2 separate regions of the Mus musculus genome follow, and region 1 is linked to region 2. The links are chromatin contacts, found by Hi-C or POLR2A ChIA-PET in ENCODE. All regions are on one chromosome and are shown on one strand. Each heading gives the region's core, a stretch centred on a gene start or an enhancer-like site at or near the end of the contact. The rest is flanking DNA. Distances are from core to core; before and after follow the strand shown.

Evidence for each region. Hi-C counts contacts between places; a loop is a spot of excess contacts on that map. ChIA-PET counts read pairs that join two places held with the same protein, here RNA polymerase II (POLR2A).
Region 1: a map of T-helper 17 cell shows a loop between it and region 2 (1.9-fold over the local background). The contact joins two enhancer-like sites. A Hi-C loop is called at or near these places in 1 of 37 maps with a recorded cell type or tissue (T-helper 17 cell). POLR2A ChIA-PET finds 5 or more read pairs at or near these places in 1 of 5 experiments (embryonic stem cell).

What each region holds. Positions count from the first base shown.
Region 1 is chr4:137,657,938-137,662,646 of GRCm38, forward strand. Usp48 (ubiquitin specific peptidase 48) reads left to right here. Exons shown (of 27, transcript NM_001355588.1): 27 at 1-600. Among named protein-coding and RNA genes, the nearest start is that of Rap1gapos, 46 kb to the right of the region's middle. Within about 2 kb of position 2,484, at least 1 of the 3 ENCODE cell types and tissues checked has a DNase peak (open chromatin) inside an H3K27ac peak, as active enhancers do.
Region 2 is chr4:137,442,017-137,447,150 of GRCm38, forward strand. All of the region lies in intron 1 of Gm13010 (a long non-coding RNA gene), which reads right to left. Among named protein-coding and RNA genes, the nearest start is that of 1700013G24Rik, 8.7 kb to the right of the region's middle. Within about 2 kb of position 3,280, at least 1 of the 3 ENCODE cell types and tissues checked has a DNase peak (open chromatin) inside an H3K27ac peak, as active enhancers do.

The sequences.
Region 1 (4,709 bases), core at 1,234-3,733, 220 kb after region 2:
TGCCATGTTCCTGCTCACTAATCCATGCTGTTTGGTTGTCCTCTGAGCTGGGGTGGCTGTATACAGCACAGGCTAGCTATTCTGCTGGGTTCTAAAGCTACATTCAGGAACCACATTAAACCAGATTATGAATCTCCAGGCTTCTTTATGTTTCCTTTTTCTTTCCCAGGCAGGGTTTCCTGTAACCCAGGCTGGCCTTGGACTCACTATGTAACCAGGATAACCTTAACTTCTGATCTTCCTACTTCCTCCTCCCAGGTGCTGGGATTGCAGGCATGTGGCCACTGTGACAGGTTTCCTGTGCTGTGCCGAGGCCCGGGCCCAGCGCCTCGTGCACACTAGAGAAAATTCTGCATACTGACCCACATCCCCAGCTCTACCCGTGTATATTTCTAGTCATTCTTTAAACCCAAGCAAATGTGTAGAGTCTCCTATGCTGAGATGTTTTTTGCCACTACCAGACATGTAGGCTATCATTTGACGTCTTTATTCCCTGAGAGAAAACTTCTTTTCTGTATTTATGAACTTTATTATTGAGAATCACTGTTAACCTTTCTGCCAAATTAAAGACACTTGTGTCTCTGTTTCCACGGACCTTTATCCGGAGTGAGTTCTTTGTCCTTTCACCTATTAGTTGTTGGTCTTTGGTCCCAGGCCGGACCAGATCCTGGTCACCATCACTCACTGATGCTTGGCCTCAGGAACCAGAGCAGAGAATCCTGTCTTTCCTGTTCCAGACTGGCCAGGCAGAGCACCAAGTGTGCAGGTGCAGACAGGGAGGGTACAGGGCAGTGGGCCCGAGTGCCACTGTGTGAAGGGTGTTGACCTTAAGTCCAGACCCCTAAATGAACAGGTATTTCTCTGGGGGCAGTTCTTCCTGGAGGTAATGCCTAGCCCCGACATGGCTGTGGCTGGTGCGTAGGAAGGGTCCCTGTGGGTTTCCTGGTAATCCTTGCCTTTGCTAGCATGGAAAGTTGCAGTTTATAGCCTGGCTTTCCTCGCCGCTGTATACCTGCTGCGATATTCACCCCAGCATCCAGAGGTTTGGGTGTCCATACGTACTGGTGGGAAAATTCTTATAAAGTCCAGAGACATCGAGAAACCACCCCACCAAGCTTCCTGCTTAGCCTTCACCGAGAACTTAAATACACCTTTTGCTAGGAGCCCTGCAGGCTGCAGCGATGGCTGGACAGATGTTCAGTTAGCCTTTTTCATAGATCTTCCCCTTTAGCCCACAAGTATCGCCAGAGCCAGTGGCTAGGCAGCACACGATTCATCTCCAGGATCTTGCTGAAAGGTTTTCAGAACACGGTTTGACTTTGATTTCCTTCTTTCTGATGGTTGGTTCCTGCCCCAGAAGTGTAGCTTCAATTGTTTCGATGGGGGTTGCCAAGAGCATCCAGAGTACATGCTTGCAACAGCAGGGGCGAGGGTGTACAGGCTCCTGGCTGCCTGTAGATTCCTCCTAGGTACTTCCTGGCCTGAAGAGGTTTTCTTTGTGGAGTATTGAAGCAAGCAGTAATTCAAGAATTGGAGGCAGGGGACGGGTTTTCCGGTGTGTTCTTTGACACACTTCAGATCCAGTTGTGGTAAGCCAGTTATGTCTTGAGACTCACCAGGTTGTAGGAAGGAGAGGGGTGGGAGCTCGAAGTCCTTTTCAGGATGGTGATGGCCTGCCATCTGAACTGAGGCCTGCCAAGCTTGTCACTGGCTGGGCCTTGGCTGTGTCTTGTTCAAGAGAGGCAGGGTCAAGGTCAATCAATCCTCCAGTAGGTACCTCTGCAGGAGGGCTGATTGAGCGGAACTGTTGCTTTTGTTTTGTTTTGAGACTGGTTCTATGTGGCCCTGCCTGTTCTGGAACTGTCTCTGCGGGGCTAAGCTATCCTCCAACTCAGAGATCCTCTGTCTCTGCCTCCTGAGTAATGGGATTAAAGTCCTGAGGCGCCACTCCCTGCCTTTGTTTCTATTTTGTTTTTTAATACAGCATCATTAGGTAGCAAAGCCTAGCCTTGAACCTGTAACCAAATTCCCAGCCTACCTACCATTTCCTGCCTATACTGTTTGGGTGTTTTGTTTTGTTTTTTTGAGACAGGGTTTCTCTGTGTAGCCCTGGCTGTCCTGGAACTCACTTTGTAGACCAGGCTGGCCTCGAACTCAGAAATCCGCCTGCCTCTGCTTTCCAAGTGCTGGTATTAAAGGCGAGCGCCACCACCGCCCAGCTCAGTTGTTTGGGTTTTTTTGTTTTGTTTTGTTTTATTTTTTTGTTTTTTCCCTTTTGGGGATTGGTTTTAATGTAACCCAGGCTGACCTAAAACTGTCTTTGTAGCCAGTAATAATCCTGAACTTCTGATCTTCCTGCCTGTAGGAGACCAGGTATGCACCAGGCCAGCACTCAGAACAAATGAGCTGCCTCTATTAGAGCACCTCATCTGCTTCCCTCCCTTCCAACATACACAATGAAAGACACTTCCTGTCCTGGCTTGGCCAGCCCCTCGGGCAGCCAGCGCCTGTCATTGAGAAACCAGCTCTGCCTGTAGCAGCAACTATTGTGGCCGCTGGGTTCCAGATCTAGGCTAGTGCTGCCAGGCCAGCCAGGCCCTGGGCCACAGGAAGTGGGCACATACTCCAGGGAAGCCACTGCCTGTGCTGGACCATGGCCGGCTGGCACACTGGCCTCTGCACACTTACATCTGGGTGTTCCTGCCATTGCCATTCCTGCTTTGTAACCAAGGGCAACCAGCTCCTCTTATGGTCAAGTGTGTTCCTGGTTGAATACTCAGAAGTTTGTTGTGTAGACATTGTCAAACATGCTCTCTCCGCTGAGTGGCAGGAGGAAGTGGGGCCTTCTCGCAACTCCAGCACTGTTCCCACACTCACAGGCTCCCTGGAGGATGCTCCAGGTGTGTGTCTGGAAAGTTGCCGTATGGCTGCTCCCGAGGGCTTGTCATGCAACCCTCATTGCTTCTGGGTGGTTTGTGTCTGAAGGTTTGGCAGCAGCATTTCATCCCTCCAGACCCTGTCGCTGGTCCTCCAGATAAAAGGGGTGCCGAGTTGTGCAGGTTTGTGTGATTCTGGAACTAGAGTAAGCCAGAGGTCAGGGCTGGAATGGCTACCCCTAATACTATCTCAGGGAAAGCACCTTGGTTCATTCTGGGCCGGCTTAGGCCCCTGCCACCAGTGTCTGGTCACCTTACTTGCCAGCCCTGGCCATGACATTCCCTCAGGGTCCACCAGAGGTTCTCCAGTGAGGACATCTGAGAAGAGAGAGCTCTTGGGGTTGGGCCAACATCTCTCCTTCCTGAAGACTTGCTATCTACCCCTAGCCCAGCATGCTTGTTTCCTAGATGCAGGCCCTCTGCAGAGCCCCTGCCTAGCTAGCTTTTCTTCCCTTTGTCAGAGCTGGTGGGAAGGACGTGTCTTTCCCAAGGGCCATTTCTGTTTTAGGATACACAGCCACAAGAGCCACTCAGAGGCTATACTTATATATGTTTCTGTTCTCCAGCCTTAGATGGTAAAATGTTTGAGGCCAGCTCTGTGGTGTGTGTGTGTGTGTGTGTGTGTGTGTGTGTGTGTGTGTGTGTGTGTGTGTGTGTGTGTGTCTGAGAGAGAGAGAGAGAGAGAGAGAGAGAGAGAGAGAGAGAGAGAGAGAGAGAGAGAGAGAATAAGGTGGTGGCTTGGTTGGCGCATATTAAGGAAAAGAAAGGCTGTGCCTAGAGGCAGCCATGCATGAGTGGTCAGTGCTGAGTGGTTTGGACTGAAATAGGCCAGAGAAAGCAAAGCTCTAGGGCCTTTGTCCAACCTTCTCTTCCATCCATGCCAGGCTGTGCACCCAGCCCCCCTCATAGGCACGCGTTGCCGCCTCCCCGGGGGCCCTTGCTGGCTCAGAATGGCGCCCTCCAGGACCCACAAGAGATTATAAACCTCTCATTGAAGAGGCTTTCTATAAAGAGGAAAAGGCTGTAATTGAAAGTCTCCTTGGTTCTAAAGAAGCAGACCTGGAACAGAAAAGCCTTCATTCTTTACCAGTGTCAGGCATGTTCAGTTCCCCCGTGCACATAAGCGCCATGGCCCCTGAGCTTAAAACCTATGGGTCCAGATCACAGAAGGACAAAGACCCACGGCAGTGCAGCCGAGCTTTTAGTTTGGGGTGGGTTTTTTGTTTTGTTTTTGTCTTTTGAAACGGTCTCAATCTATGCATGAAGGATGGCTTTGAGATCTCCTTCCTCTACCTCCTAGGTGCTGAGATCTGATCACAGGCCATGCCTGGTTTGTGTGGTGATGGGGAGTGACCCTAAGGTCTCCCAACTAGCTCTGTCCTCACCTCAGTACTGAACACCAAACCCCAGACCTTGCACGTGCCAGCCAAGTGCTCTCCCACTGACTACATTTTAGGACCTGGTTGTTTGTTTTGTTTTTTAAGCTGGACATGGCCGGGCAGTGGTGGCGCACGCCTTTAATCCCAGCACCCGGGAGGCAGAGGCAGGCAGATTTCTGAGTTTGAGGCCAGCCTGGTCTACAGAGTGAGTTCCAGGACAGCCAGGGCTACACAGAGATACCCTGTCTCGGAAAACCAAAATAAATAGATAGATAGATAGATAGATAGATAGATAGATAGATAGATAGATAGATAGATAGATAGATAGATAGATAGAAAAATATTTCCAGCATTCAAGAGGAAGAGGCAGATGACTCTGAGTTCAAGACCAACC
Region 2 (5,134 bases), core at 2,030-4,529:
TTGACGATGTGCCAGGCCCAGCTTGGTCACAGTGTTTTGTCAGAGCAATGGACAAAATGAAACTAGGTTAGGGACAACAAGATGCCACTTTGCCTTTCTATGTCTGGTCTCTGGGTCAGCAAGAAAAACAATCTACAGTTGTGGCAACATCATTGTCCAATGTCTTGGCTCACACCTGACATCCCAGCGTTTGGAAGATGGAGGCAGGCATCAGATCCCATTATAGGTGATTGTGAGCCACCATGTGGTTGCTGGGAATTGAACTCAGGACCTCTAGGAAGAGCAGTCGATGCTCTTAACCGCTGAGCCATCTCTCCAGCCCAAGATTTAAAATGTTTAATGTGTATTTGTCTGTGCTGAGTGTGTGCCATGGATGCATGGATGCCTGTGGAGGCCAGAAGAGGGCTGGAGCTACAGGTGATTGCGAGCTTCCCCCCATGAATGCTGGAGACAAAGGCCAGCTTACAGCAAGCACTCTTCACTGCTGAGGCATCTCTCCACCCCCAAAGCATCATTTTTTTTAAATTATTGTTTTTATTTTGTATGTGTGCAGGCAAAGCATGCATGTTTACAGTCCATGCGGGCTGAAAGGGACTATTAGATTCCCTGAACCCGGAGTTATAGATGGTTGTGTGCTGCCACGTGGTTGCTGGGAATTGAACCCAGGTCCTCTGGAAGAACAGCCAGTGCTCTCAGTCACTCAGCCGTCTCTCCAGCTCTAGAAGCAATATTATTCTTGGCTACATATTCAGGTTGAGGCCAGCTTCAAAACAAAAACTTTAAAAAGCCACAAAAAATCCCACAAAAAAACAACATTAAGAAAAAAAAATCACAATGGACCATGGAAAAGAGCTGATTGGAAAACAGCTGTAGGAGAAGCAAGTCGAGCATCCTAGGGGAAACAAGATTCAGCAGGAGCTCCAGGTGTCCAGGGTCAAAGCAGTTAAGGGCAGATGAGCCAGGGTTGGAGCAATGGCTCGCTGGTTAAGAGCACCCACGCAGCAGCTCATGGGCTGTAACTCCAGTTCCAGGGCCTCTGAGTCCGTTTCTGGCTTCACCACATGCAAGTGGTGCATGGACATACGTGCAAGAAACACACACAAACATATATGTATATACACATATACATACATGTGTATATATATGTATATGTGTATATATGCATATATATACATATATATGTATATATATATACATACACACACACACACACACACACACACACACACACACATATATATATATAATGTTTAGGGCAGAGTGAGGATGAGGGAGCTTTTGAGAAAGACAGATCCTGGGACTAACCAAGGAAAGGCCTGACTGTGTCCCAGGTCACAGCCACTGCATGAAGCCTCGGTGTATATTCAGTGACTAGCCACAGAGCACACATGCATGATGCTTCAGGATACGGCCACGCATTGATTCCCACCAGCTCTGCACACGCTCACACTCCTGGAGAGTGCCATATTGGTTTTTGATTGGTTGGTTGTTTTGTTTAGTTTTGAGACAGAGTCTCGGTCATTAATAACTACATAGCCCAGGCTAGTCTTACACTCACTTGTCTGCCATAGTCCACTTTGGCCGTCAGCAAGTGTATTCCCATTGCATTTTTACTCTGCCCTTTAGCTGAGATGCTAAGCATTTTCTACAAGAGCCCCGTTCTTAGATATCCCTAAGGTGGACTTGAGGGTAGACATTGCAGGGGAAGTGGAGCATCTTCTTTGGAAAGGGCATCTGGGATTATCCAGCTCCAATGTAATTACCAAGTGACCAGCAGGGGGTGCCCAAGAGCCACAGTCGTCTCCAGGAATTTTCAACTGGCTTGCTTTCTGTAAGGTGTTCCAGGGAGATAAAAGGTATCCCAACTTACTCATGGAGGGTAAATTGAGTTAGGTGTGGTGGTGTACACCTGTGATGTCAGCACTTGGGGCAGAGGGGTGGAGGCAGAAAGATCGGAAGTTAAAGGTCATCCTGCTTACGTAGGGAATTGGCGGACAACCTGAGCTACACGAGACCCTGTCTCAAAACGTAAACAAAGACAGTGCGCATCAATGATTGGAAGCAGCTTGAATACATATGGCAGAGGGCTGGGTTGTGGTACCCATGGCGAGCGCAGCACTAAACACTTCAACTGGCTCAGCTAGAGGCACCTGTATGGTTACAGCCACTTTGCAGAAGTATTCCACAGAACATGAAAACAAATTACTGAGCAATGCACCCCGTAAATGTCAAAATACAGGGGGCATTTGCATACATGCGAATCAGTGCTGTGCCGAGTATAGCAAGGGGAGGGATGGGATAAATAAATATGCATAAGGAGATAATCAAAGATGGAGAGATGGCTCAGTGGTTAAGAGCACTGACTGCTCTTCCAGAGGTCCTGAGTTCAATTTCCAGCAACCACATGGTGGCTCATAACCATCTGTAATGGGACCTGACACCCTCTTCTGGTATAGCTGAAGACAGCGACAGTGTACTCACATACATAAAATAAATCTTAAAAAAAGGGGGGGGGGCTGGAGAGATGGCTCAGTGGTTAAGAGCACTGACTGCTGTTCCGAAGGTCCTGAGTTCAAATCCCAGCAACCACATGGTGGCTCACAACCATTCGTAATGGGATCTGATGCCCTCTTCTGGTGTGTCTGAAGACAGCTACAAAGTACTCATATACATAAAATAAATAAATCTTTAAAAAAAAAAAAAAACAGGTGATGCCAGCCAAAAAGGAGGGGAGGGAATGGGGTTGGCCAGGGCTGCAGACAGCTACTGTATCTAGAAGCTGAACTTGTTTTGAGTCCTTCAAAATGAAACAGGAAGGGAACTAAACAGACCTTTGCTGTTTAGAACCCTACATCAACCTTGACTAGGGAGCAGGATGAGGCTCAGGGAGGCAGGGAGATGAGGGGAAGCCCCCCACCCACCTCTTAAGAAGCAGAGATGAGAACATACCCAGGTAGCCTGACCCAGCAGCCTTCCATGGCAAACAGGATGATTTAGTGTTTGTTGAGTGGCTGATGGGGCGTACAGGGCTAAAGAAGGCACTGAGGGGACCTCAGAACTTAGGCCCAGGCCAAGCCTGAGGCAGGCTTCCGGTCTTTAGCTATGTTCTCTGAACTCTCCTGGTGGATGGTCAGGTTGGGACAAGGCTTCTGATTCAAGAAGTGGAACCTTGGAGCCAGCAAGTTGAGATCCCAGCCTCCCTGACGGGGAACCTTACCACAGACTCCCAGCTCATCGGCAGTGGCTGTTTTCCAGGACATGGCTTGGCAGCCATTCATTCTGTCTTTCCTACATGCTAACATCTGTACTGGACACTGGGGATGCAGGAGTACCGCCCAAGGCCTCAGTGGCTCTCAGCAGGACACACCATTGTAAGTGTGGCAGGAAGAAAGCAAACTCTATCTATGTTGAAGGTGCCAGTGCCCAAGAATCATGCGTTGGACACTTATGAATCCCCAAATTCATATGTTGCTGTTCGGAGGTCAGACCATTGGACGGTCATTGGGATTGGGTGAGGTTGTCGGGCAGTGGTAGGGCACAACTTTAGTCCCAGCACTCAGAAGGCAGAGGCAGGTTTGGATCTCTGAGTTACAGGCCAACCTGCTCTACAGAGCAAGTTTCAGGACAGTTAGGGCCACACAGAAAACAAAACACGCACACCACCATACCCAGTTTTGATCTTCCTTTAATTAAAGTTGTGAGGACTGGAGACGCTGCTCAGTGGGTGGAGAGCTTGCCTAACATGGCGTGAAGTCCCAGGTTCAATCCCCAGCTTTTCATAAAACTGGACGTGGTGATGCACACCTCAAATCTCAGCATGTCAGAGGTGTTCAGGAGTTAAAGGTCATCCTTAGTTGCATAGCGACTTTAAAGCTAGCTGGGACATATGAGGCCTTGTCTCAAAACAAATAAGTAAACAAATAGGGCCTGGGAGATGGCTCTGAAAGTAAAGGCACTTTTCCTGCAAACCTTATGACCTGTGTTTCATCCCTGGAACCTATGTGGTAGAAAGTGAAACTGACTCAAGCGATCCTCTGACCTCCTCATTTGTACTGTGGGAGGCACATGCCTACCCACAACACACAAATGCACACACACACACACACACACACACGTTGCACACGCATACATGAAATAAATAGATAAGTGTAAATTAACATTTTTAATCTCATGAGACCTGGTCTCAAAAAACCAAAATAAAAGTGTCTATCTTCTGAGTGTTTCTTTTATGTATTCGTGTATTGTGCTGGCATACATATGTGTGCATCATACATGTGCATGCAGTGCCCACAGAGGCCAGAGAGGATATCAGATCTGCTGGAACTGGAGTTGCTGATGGTTATCATAAAGGGCTATGAGGATCGGGTTGTAGAGAGAGGTCAGGGTTTGCATATGCTCGGCCCAGGGAGCGGCACAATTAGAAGGTGTGGCCTTGTTGGAGTAGGTGTGTGTGTCACTGTGGATGTGGGCTTTAAGACTCTCATCCTAGCTGCCTGGAAGCCAGTATTCTGCTAGCAGTCTTCAGATGAAGATGTAGAACTCTCAGCTCCTCCTGTACCATGCCTGCCTGGATGCTGCCATGCTCCCATCTTGACATCTCTTCAGTCCCCATAATCAAGGTTTTAATAAAGGAAGGAAGGCAGGCGGGAAGGAGGGAAGAAAGAAAGAAAGAAAGAAAGAAAGAAAGAAAGAAAGAAAGAAAGAAAGAAAGAAAGAAAGAAAGAAAGAAAGAAAGGAAGAAAGGAAGGAAGAAGGAAAGAAAGAAAGAAAGAAAGAAAGAAGGAAAGAAAGAAGGAAAGAAAGAAAGAAAGAAAAAGAAAGGAAGGAAGGAAGGAAGGAAGAAGGAAAGAAAGAAAGAAAGAAAGAAAGAAAGAAAGAAAGAAAGAAAGAAAGAAAGAAAGAAAGAAAGAAAGAAAGAAAGACCAAATCTTGTGATATTTTAAGTTTCTGATCTTGTGCCACATTCCCAGCCATCCTGAGGTTCATGAAGCCCGTGAGCTGCAGACTGGACATACTGCAGACTCGGTTCCCAGTTATAAAGTGGGAATGAGAAAGAAATGAGCTGATGCATAAGACTTAGCATAGGGGGCTGGAGAGATGGCTCAGCGGTTAAGAGCACTGACTGCTCTCCTGA